Linked DNA regions of Homo sapiens: regions 1 and 3 are each linked to region 2. Evidence: chromatin contacts called from ENCODE Hi-C or POLR2A ChIA-PET data. All regions are on one chromosome and are shown on one strand. Each heading gives the region's core, a stretch centred on a gene start or an enhancer-like site at or near the end of the contact. The rest is flanking DNA. Distances are from core to core; before and after follow the strand shown.

Region 1 (2,774 bases), core at 49-2,548, 800 kb before region 2:
TTCTGTGGATTCAGCTATGGAGAAATGCAGTTCTCTAATAACATCTATTTCTTTTTTTCCTTTATTTTGAGACCGAGTTTCGCTCTTGTTGCCCAGGCTGGAGTGCAATGGCACAATCTCGGCTCACCGCAACCTCCGCCTCCCGGGTTCAAGCAATTCTGCCTCAGCCTCCCGAGTAGCTGGGATTACAGGCATGTGCCACCACGCCCGGCTAATTTTGTATTTTTAGTAGAGACAGGGTTTCTCCATGTTGGTCAGGCTGGTTTCAAACTCCTGACCTCGGGTGATCTGCCCGCCTCGGCCTCTCAAAGTGCTGGGATTACAGGCGTGAGCCACCGCGCCCGGCCAACATCTATTTCTTCTATGGTAATTGGTCTACTTAGAATTTCTATCTCTGGAATGTTTTGGTAAATTATATTTTCTTGGAATCTTGTCCATTTCATTCAAGTTTTCAAATTTATTATGTAGAACTGACTGATCATGCAATGCTTTTAAGTTTTCCTGTATCTATGGTTATTTCCCCTTTATCATTTTGTATTTTGATGTGCTCCTCTTTCTTTCTTGAGCCAACCACCCTATTGTTGCCTTTTTCAAATCTCTTATTAGTATTCCCATTTCCATTTCTATTTTTTATTTTCTTCTTTTATTCTTACGAATTCCTTCTTTCGGCTTTTCTTAGGTTTACCTTGCTATTTTTTCTGAATTATTTAATTTACTTTTATTTTGAATTTTTAAAAGCACTGTATTGGTATATCCCACAGGTACTAATATGCAGAGCTTGCTCTTTTTTTTTTCATTTTTAAGATATTCAGTAATCTCAGTTTTGAGATGGTTAAGAGGATTTCTTAATCAGTTTTTTTTTTTTTTTACATTTTGAAAATGTTATACAATTTTGCATTGTTTTATTCTCCACTCCTTTGTATCCTACGACAGTCTCCCGCCCCGTTTCTTCACCTCAGTTCTCTAAAGATTGAAGGTCAAGAGGAGGGTTTCTTGCCCTGGAGCCTGCGATAGGGTGGGCCCTTGCGGTTCTTGGGCGGAAACGGCGATAGGGACACCCAGGGCCTAAGGAGGCTGGGGACAGAGCAGATCCTCCCAGCCCCCAACATCACCCCGGAGTAGATGCAGACCCCCAGGGTCCCGGAGGCCGAGACCACACCCCGCGGGCACGAGCCCGATTGGCAGATTGTAGCCGAGTGGTTTCAACGGTGACGCCCCCCACCCGAATGCCTCGCTGGGATTGGCTCATTTCTTGGTTCAGACCTGGACGGTGGCCAGAGGAGGACAAGAGGCTTTTACACCGAACGGAGGTGATGTGGACGACAACGGAGACGCAGCCGCACTTCACCAAGCGGCCGGTCCGAGGGGACATGGCGGCAACCTCTGCAGCGTCAGTGCTGCTGGCGGGTGCAAGAAACTGGTGGCGACACTGCCTGAGCCCGCTGCTGTTGCCAAGGTGACGAGGCATAAAGCCGCGGTGGATCGGTGCGTGGGGGCGCGGGGTGGGTGGTGAAGGGAGAACGAAGCTCGAGCGGAAAGACAGGACCGCGACCGCTTGTCAGGGGATTCGGCTTCCAGTCCCCCTTCCAGAGGGCGTCCTTCTGCAGCCAGGCCTCTGTCTTCCCCCGCCCCCACACGGTACGAGCTACAGAATGCTTTTCTGTTTTCTCTTTTTCTATAGTAAGGAAGCGCTTTCCTTTCTCCCCCGTTTATTCATTTGCTTACTTCTGGTTCCCGTGTCCTTTTAACATGTCCCCCCGTCATTCTCTGTTTAAGGACACAAGATGTTCCAGGCTCATCTTGTACTTAGCTCCTGCCTTGGAATCAGACATTTCTCCAAAGAATCCTGGTTCCTTTTTTTGGAGAATGCTATTTTACAGCCGTATCTGGGCTGTAGGTTGTGTTCGTTGCTACTAGGATGCCATCGCTTCTAGACTGTCTCAGCAGACAACGCTAGGAAATTTTATGTATATATATATGTAGAGAGAGAGAGATGCAAACACACATATTTATGTACATATGTGTGTGTATGTACGTATATATACATGTATATTTATATGTATACACACACCCTCCCCACACACATCCATACATGCATCAATCCAGGCACATCTATATCTGTTTTATATCTATCTATCTACATGTATGTTTAAAAAACAGCTGACTTCATACTGTTAACTCAGTTCCAGTGCAGCATCTCACGGTTCAATCAGATTTGCCCTTTCTGTAATTGTAACTGTTTTCTGAGAGTGAGAAAGCTGGCTCTCCTTATCCACAAGATATTCACTTTTTTGCTCAATCGTGTGCAAAAAGTAGATTCAAAATTGCTAACCCATACCACTGTGTAAAAACAGACCAACTAGCCAGAGTTCAATATTGGTTTACAGTTATGTTTGTCTTTAGTTTCTGTAATTAAAACTGTATTATACAGGTTATGAAGGCAGTCATAGAGGTTTTATGACTATAGAGGTTACAAAGTCTCTATAATTAAGATGTGGAACTAGTGTGTGAATAATATAAAAAGACAAGTAGAATAGAATAGAAAATCCAGAAATAACCCCAAGTGCAGGTAGAAAGTTAAAGATAAAGGTGCTATCACATATCATTGGAGCAGAGTTGGGCTTTGTAATACACAGAGCTGGGCCAACTGGTTGGCCATTTGGAAAAAGATAAAATTAGATCTACACCTTATAGCGTAACAAAAATGAAGTCTAAATGGATCAGGGATCTAAATGTGAAAAATGAAACAATACAAGTACTAAAAAGAAAAAGGC
Region 2 (2,708 bases), core at 179-2,678:
TTAAGAGTCTTTAGCAAGAAAGCCAAGTGCCTTAAGCCTAGAGTATAGTTTCAGCCTGGAAAGGAGTAGCCAATAATGCCTAATGGACTCAAGTGGTCACAAGATGCCATCATTGAGAAGGGACGTTCAAAGATCACAGAACTGAACACATGGAAAAAGCTGAGATCCAGGAGGAGACCTGAGGTGTCCAAAGCCACAGAGAAAAGCAGCAGCAGCAGCAGTACAACAATTTTGGCTCAAATCTGACTTCTAAGCTGGTTTGCAGGCTGTAAGTTCAGTGCAGAAGGCCAATCTCTAGGGTATCCACCTCTGCCATGCGGGCAGATTAAGATCCGGTTTTCTGTAGAGCAGGCTTGGCGCTCAGGTAAGGGATATGGATGGGTTCGCAATTGACGAGTGAGTGGATACAGAGTCTGGTTTGGAGTTCCAGGTCTGAGATCCAGTTTGGGTCGCGGGTTCAGGTCTCCCTCCCTCCCCTCCCCTCCCCCTCGGCGCACTCACATGCCACCCTGTGAATGACCCAGAAGGTGATGCCCACCTCCGCCAGGCAGAGGCAGGCGGCCACCAGCAGCGTGTAGCGCGGCTCCCGCAGCAGCAGGCGCCGCTCTTGCCAGGCGCGCTGCAGCCATTGCTTGCAGAGTCCCTCTGCCTGGGCCGCGGAACCGGACCGGCCGCGTTTCCGCAGCCCAGCCGCCATCTTAACGGTGCGCCGCTTGTGTGGGCCCACCACCCCCGGAAACCCGAACCTTCGACACTTAGGTTCCGCTTCCCGTGCCTGGCGTCCCACCAGGCTAAGCGCCGATCCGAGTAGCCAGTCTTCATTTACTCCACTAAAATGTAATTTTTCTGCATTTGTCTCCTCTGATGCACTCCACGCTCCATAGGAGCAGGGACAATGTCTTACTCCTCAGTTTATACCCAGCCCTGGGTACACAGGCGCTAATTTAGAACGAATGTCCAGAAAAGCAACATTCCTGCCTACCTCCCCCACAACCGCTGAAGCCAGCATTCTCCTTCGCCTGCGCTGGGAACATCTGTGTTCATGCTGTCTCTCCAGGAGGGCAAAGCCCCTGTTCGCGCCCCTCCTGCCTGCCCTTCGAGCCTTCCGGATGCTGAGAAAAATGAACCTTTCACTAATTTTCAGATTTCCTGATAAAAGTCATTCATATTGAAAATATGAGAGGACGCAGTGATGAGCCCACGTGAGTCTGACACCTTGAGTGCGGCCCTAGGAAATGACTTGGCAGTACAGCCGGAGGATTCAGGGTCTGGACGATAGTTTTCCCAGCCGGAGGATTCTTCGAAGAGCGCTTAGTAAAGGACGGAAGTTCCACGTGTTTGTGTTGAGCAACTGCAGGTGGTGGGCGGAGACACCAGCGCCCCGCCTTCTGCATCCTGCCTTCCGTATTGGCTGAAGGGCCGGCGGCTCTGGCTGCCCGGCGGTTGAGAGCATGGCCTCTCCAGGGGCAGGTAGGGCGCCTCCGGAGTTACCGGAGCGGAACTGCGGGTACCGCGAAGTCGAGTACTGGGATCAGCGCTACCAAGGCGCAGCCGATTCTGCCCCCTACGATTGGTTCGGGGACTTCTCCTCCTTCCGTGCCCTCCTAGAGCCGGAGCTGCGGCCCGAGGACCGTATCCTTGTGCTAGGTGGGTAATCCCGGCGCGGCCCCGCCAGGTAGAGCTGGCAGGACCGGCGCCGCATGGGCTTGGCCTGGTCCGCTTTCCTCCCGCCTGTCTATCCCTCTTGGAGGACGCCTGCGTTGGGACGCGAGATCCAGCTCCTTCAGAGTCCCGGCTGTATTTAGTCAAGGCTAACAGGAGTAAGAGATTGTTGGTCCCGGGGCCCTCTGGAGAAAGACAGTCCCTCAGAGTTTGAGCGTTGGGGGTACCCAAGACCCTGTCCGGACCCTCGGGAGGCAGGCAGCCTTGGGGACCGGATTGCTCAGAGGACCGAGATCAAGTCCTAGCGCTAATTGACTTGTAAAACTTAGGACAAGTCATGAACCCGTTCTGAGCTTTAGATTCAGTTCTAGAAATGGTACTGCGAGTTCACATCGGAGGCGGCACGCGCAGGCACCTCGAGAATAATGCCCAGCGCTTTTCTTTTTGCCCCTGGGCACTGGGAGCCAGAGTCACCTAGAGAGAGTCCTGTCTGAAACTTGGTCCTATGCCTTAGAGAGTGAGAACAGCACCCTCTAGGGGTGGAGGGGAGATTGCCGCCCAGGGTGATACGATTCCCCAAAGGGAGACGTGCTGGAGGAAAGGTAGGGCTCTGGGGTGTTCGGCTGACCTCTTGAGGTTCTCTCCTAGTGTCAGCCTTGGAGGCGCTAGTAAAGTTTGAATGAGCAACAGATTTTCTTCCAATTGTCGTTTTTACTTTGCTCTTTGTAAAAGCCTTTGTATGTTTAAGTGAAGTCTTTAATAAATAAAAAAGGTATATGTAATATATATGTAAGGTATAAATAACAAATCTAATGTGTGTGTCTATTCCACTCAGTTTGAGAAATAGAACATTACTAGGGATAGAAAAAAAAGTATAATTTAGTGGTTAATAACTTGGCTGGGCGCGGTGGCTCACGCCATTAATCCCAGCACTTTGGGAGGCCAAGGCGGGCGGATCACCTGAGGTCGGGAGTTCGAGATCAGCCTGACCAACATGGAGAAACCCCATCTCTACTAAAAATACAAAAAATTAGTCGGGTGTGGTG
Region 3 (2,911 bases), core at 241-2,740, 610 kb before region 2:
ACACACATACACACACGATGGATTATCTGATGGGTTTGATTATATGGAGTTGTATTGAAAGCATTTTATCGTTTTAGAAAAACTAAGAGGACATTGTGATAGATCCATAATAAAATAAGCAAAGAAAGAGGATAATTATTAAAACTCCAAGGAAAACCAAAAGCCATACAAGATGGGAAATTGTATACGATTTGTCTCAACAATGAATAATAAATACATGGTCTCATTAGCGTAAACATTAATGATTTAACCAGATTATGAGAAGGATAGCTTCCTTAATAGGAAATAGTCATACATTATTTGGAAATATATAAATACCAGAAGAAATAGCTCAAATAATTGAATAAGAGATGGAAAAGAGGCCTAAAAAGTATGTTTAAAAGGCCTGTATATAGGCCTTCCATATTATTTCCGCCTCTGGTCATCAGAACACAACGCCTAATTTAATAGAGGCATGACGGTATTCATGACATGTAGAAGATAGAGATTTTTAAATTTGGTATCAGAAACCAAAAACTAGTTAAATGGTTGCAATCATCCTTTAAAAGAATACCTGCAGGCGGGGCGCAGTGGCTCATGCCTGTAATCCTAGCACTGTGGGAGGCCAAGGCAGGCGGATCACTTGAGGCCAGAAGTTCGAGACCAGCCTGGCTAACACAGCCTCTACTAAAAATACAAAACATTACCTGGGCGTGGTGGCGGGCACCTGTAGTCTCAGCTACTCGGGAGGCTAAGGCGGGAGAATCGCCTGAACCCGGGAGGCAGAGGTTGCAGTGGGCCGAGATTGCGCCACTGCACTCCACCCTGAGTGGCAGAGCGAAACTCTGTCTCAAAACGAAACAAAACAAAAAGCTTGCAGACACAAAACGACAACACAATGTCCTTTAGGAACTCCATCTACCTTGGAAAACAGGGATTTGTGACAGCTTTGGTCGACGTGCATGTGCGTTTAAAATAAAAAGGTAACCTAGGATTTGATACCAGGGACAGTAACAGCTTTATCAAAAAAAAAGAGGTGGTTTTCCTTGCTCCTTCTAAGGACTGGGGTTTTAGTCTCGTCCACCCTGCAGGCCCTCAGGCCTGATTTCCGATTGTCTATCAAAGGGTCAAATAAAAAGCTCTCTAAGCTTCGACCCAAGCTTTAAAGTCGAAGGGCTGATCGCGGGCTTTTTCCTTGGGACGTGGCAGGGGCCTTTGAGGGAAGGAAAGAAACGACTCTGGCTTCTCACTCGGCTCCTTACACAAGAGGCATTTTTTTAACTGTCTCTGCTTAAAACAAGGTGTTTTTGAGTCAGCAGCCCTTTGGGTGGGTCTCGTCCTCTTGGGCACCCGACACCCACCCCACGGCGGGAGCCCCAGGTGGCCCCGGAGGCCACCGGGAAGCGTGAACTACATCTCCCAGGGTTCCCCGGGGCGGAGGACGCCCACCCGGATTGGCCAGGGTTCGCTGACGCTCAGTGTTTTGGCCCGGACGGTCACATGTTTCCTTTGTTGTGAGCTGCGGCAGAGACTGGTGGCTGGAGGAGACGCCGGCGCTGGAGAGTGCGCTGCGCCGCCCGCCGCTGAGGGACCGCGGGGTTAGCCACTGCTGGCTGCTTCCAGTGTTCGCCGAGAGGTACCGGGGGTGACAGCTCCGGGACCGGCCGAAAGGCGAGGAACCGGTCAGAGTCTGAGTCCTCGGGGGCGGAGGGGCGACGGCGGTCCTGACCACCGGGGTGTCTGCGGGAGGGCAGCCAGCGGCGGCCGGCCTCTCAGAGCCAGACTGGCGGTCTGCGGAGAGGCTGCAGCTGGGCTACAGGGCCCCTTTCTGAGGCGAGGGGCCTCCAGGGTTCACCTGGGGGGTCTTCCTCCCCCGCTTGGTAGCTACAGCCCTGAGGGAGGGCGCGCGCGCCTCCTGGCACTACGGCCCGGAACCGCGGCGCGGCTGGTGCGGCCTGGCTAGGGCGGGGTGGTTGCCGGGACTGGGGGTAGCCGCAGGTGCGGTAGGCTAGTCGCCGCGGGGCCGGGCGCCGCCGGGGGAGGCGGCTGGGCAGACGGGTGCTGCTTGTTGCCGATGGGCTGCGAACGGGGCGCTGCTTTTTATTTCAGGAAGCCCGGGGGAGTGCGACCGCCTCAAATCCAGCCTTCTTGTTTGGTGGGACGACCGTCGGTTCTGTCCGGGAGGAATGACGGGGTCAAGGTGGGGTCCCCAGGGCCGCGGGCCCGTGAAGCCCCATTAAAGCGATTGCGAAATGCACTCGGCACTGTCACCTGACCGTTACCCCCGCCCCCGTCCCCTGCGAGCCTTTGTTTACCACGATCGCGACACCCGGCCCGCTGCGGCCGTCCCCGGGGAGCCGGGGCGGGCGGGGGAGCGGGCGTTCCGCCGGCGCAGTCCCCGCCTAACCTCCCCACCTTCTTACCACTCCAGGACTCAGTTTCTTAATTTAGTTCCTAATGGACCCGCCCTCAAGTTCTGGACACCCCGGGTGAAGACTGTTAACGCGGCGGGGATTGGGCGCCTGCGGCAGCTTGTGGGCGGTACCCGAGGGAGAGTTCGAGTTTTTATTGGCGAGTTTTTATTGTCACTAGGTGGGCCTGCCCTGGGCCATTCTTCCCGCCCCCTTGAAGGTGATCTGGAGGACGCGCGGGAGCGCGCGCTGTCGCTGCTTTTGCAGCTGCGGCCCGAGTGGAGCCGGGTGGCGCGGGTGCGGGAGGCGCGCGCTCCCGCCCCTGCTGCGGGCGGCTGGTAGCCTCGGTGGCCGCCGCCGCCGCTGCTGCTGCCTGATCCTGCAGGCAGTTCTGGGCACGCAGAGATCGGCTACCGTGGCCTGCCCTCCGAGGACCGGAAAATTAACACCCTTTAACTAGTGTCGCGTTATCTGCCGGGTGGTTCGCAGGAAGTCCTGCGAACACGTTGTTGCCAGTTCTG

Evidence for each region. Hi-C counts contacts between places; a loop is a spot of excess contacts on that map. ChIA-PET counts read pairs that join two places held with the same protein, here RNA polymerase II (POLR2A). Pooled maps may share reads with other maps.
Region 1: a loop to region 2 is called in a pooled map, with 5 times the contacts of the local background. The contact joins the promoter of SNHG33 here to the promoter of EEF1AKMT4 in region 2. A Hi-C loop is called at or near these places in 5 of 50 pooled maps.
Region 3: a loop to region 2 is called in a map of naive thymus-derived CD4-positive, alpha-beta T cell, with 25 times the contacts of the local background. The contact joins the promoter of KLHL24 here to the promoter of EEF1AKMT4 in region 2. A Hi-C loop is called at or near these places in 2 of 168 maps with a recorded cell type or tissue (dorsolateral prefrontal cortex and naive thymus-derived CD4-positive, alpha-beta T cell), 4 of 37 single-sample maps with no recorded cell type and 16 of 50 pooled maps. POLR2A ChIA-PET finds 5 or more read pairs at or near these places in 2 of 52 experiments (BJ and activated T-cell).

The regions. Positions count from the first base shown.
Region 1 is chr3:183,446,310-183,449,083 of GRCh38, forward strand. It overlaps SNHG33 (small nucleolar RNA host gene 33), which reads left to right and starts at 1,299. Exons shown (of 4, transcript NR_038302.1): 1 at 1,299-1,456. RefSeq lists an enhancer at 966-1,501.
Region 2 is chr3:184,248,244-184,250,951 of GRCh38, forward strand. EEF1AKMT4 (EEF1A lysine methyltransferase 4) reads left to right here and starts at 1,429. Exons shown (of 3, transcript NM_032331.4): 1 at 1,429-1,647. The coding sequence starts at 1,452. It overlaps ALG3 (ALG3 alpha-1,3- mannosyltransferase), which reads right to left and starts at 719. Exons shown (of 9, transcript NM_005787.6): 1 at 502-719. The coding sequence starts at 697. EEF1AKMT4-ECE2 (EEF1AKMT4-ECE2 readthrough) reads left to right here and starts at 1,429. Exons shown (of 19, transcript NM_014693.4): 1 at 1,429-1,647. The coding sequence starts at 1,452. RefSeq lists enhancers at 1-43, 44-787, 986-1,035, 1,116-1,175, 1,206-1,315.
Region 3 is chr3:183,634,133-183,637,043 of GRCh38, forward strand. It overlaps KLHL24 (kelch like family member 24), which reads left to right and starts at 1,491. Exons shown (of 8, transcript NM_017644.3): 1 at 1,491-1,661. LOC107986162 (a long non-coding RNA gene) reads right to left here and starts at 2,477. Exons shown (of 2, transcript XR_001741042.2): 1 at 2,403-2,477; 2 at 31-2,152. RefSeq lists an enhancer at 1,337-1,396 and silencers at 1,817-1,926, 1,937-2,006, 2,197-2,516, 2,567-2,896.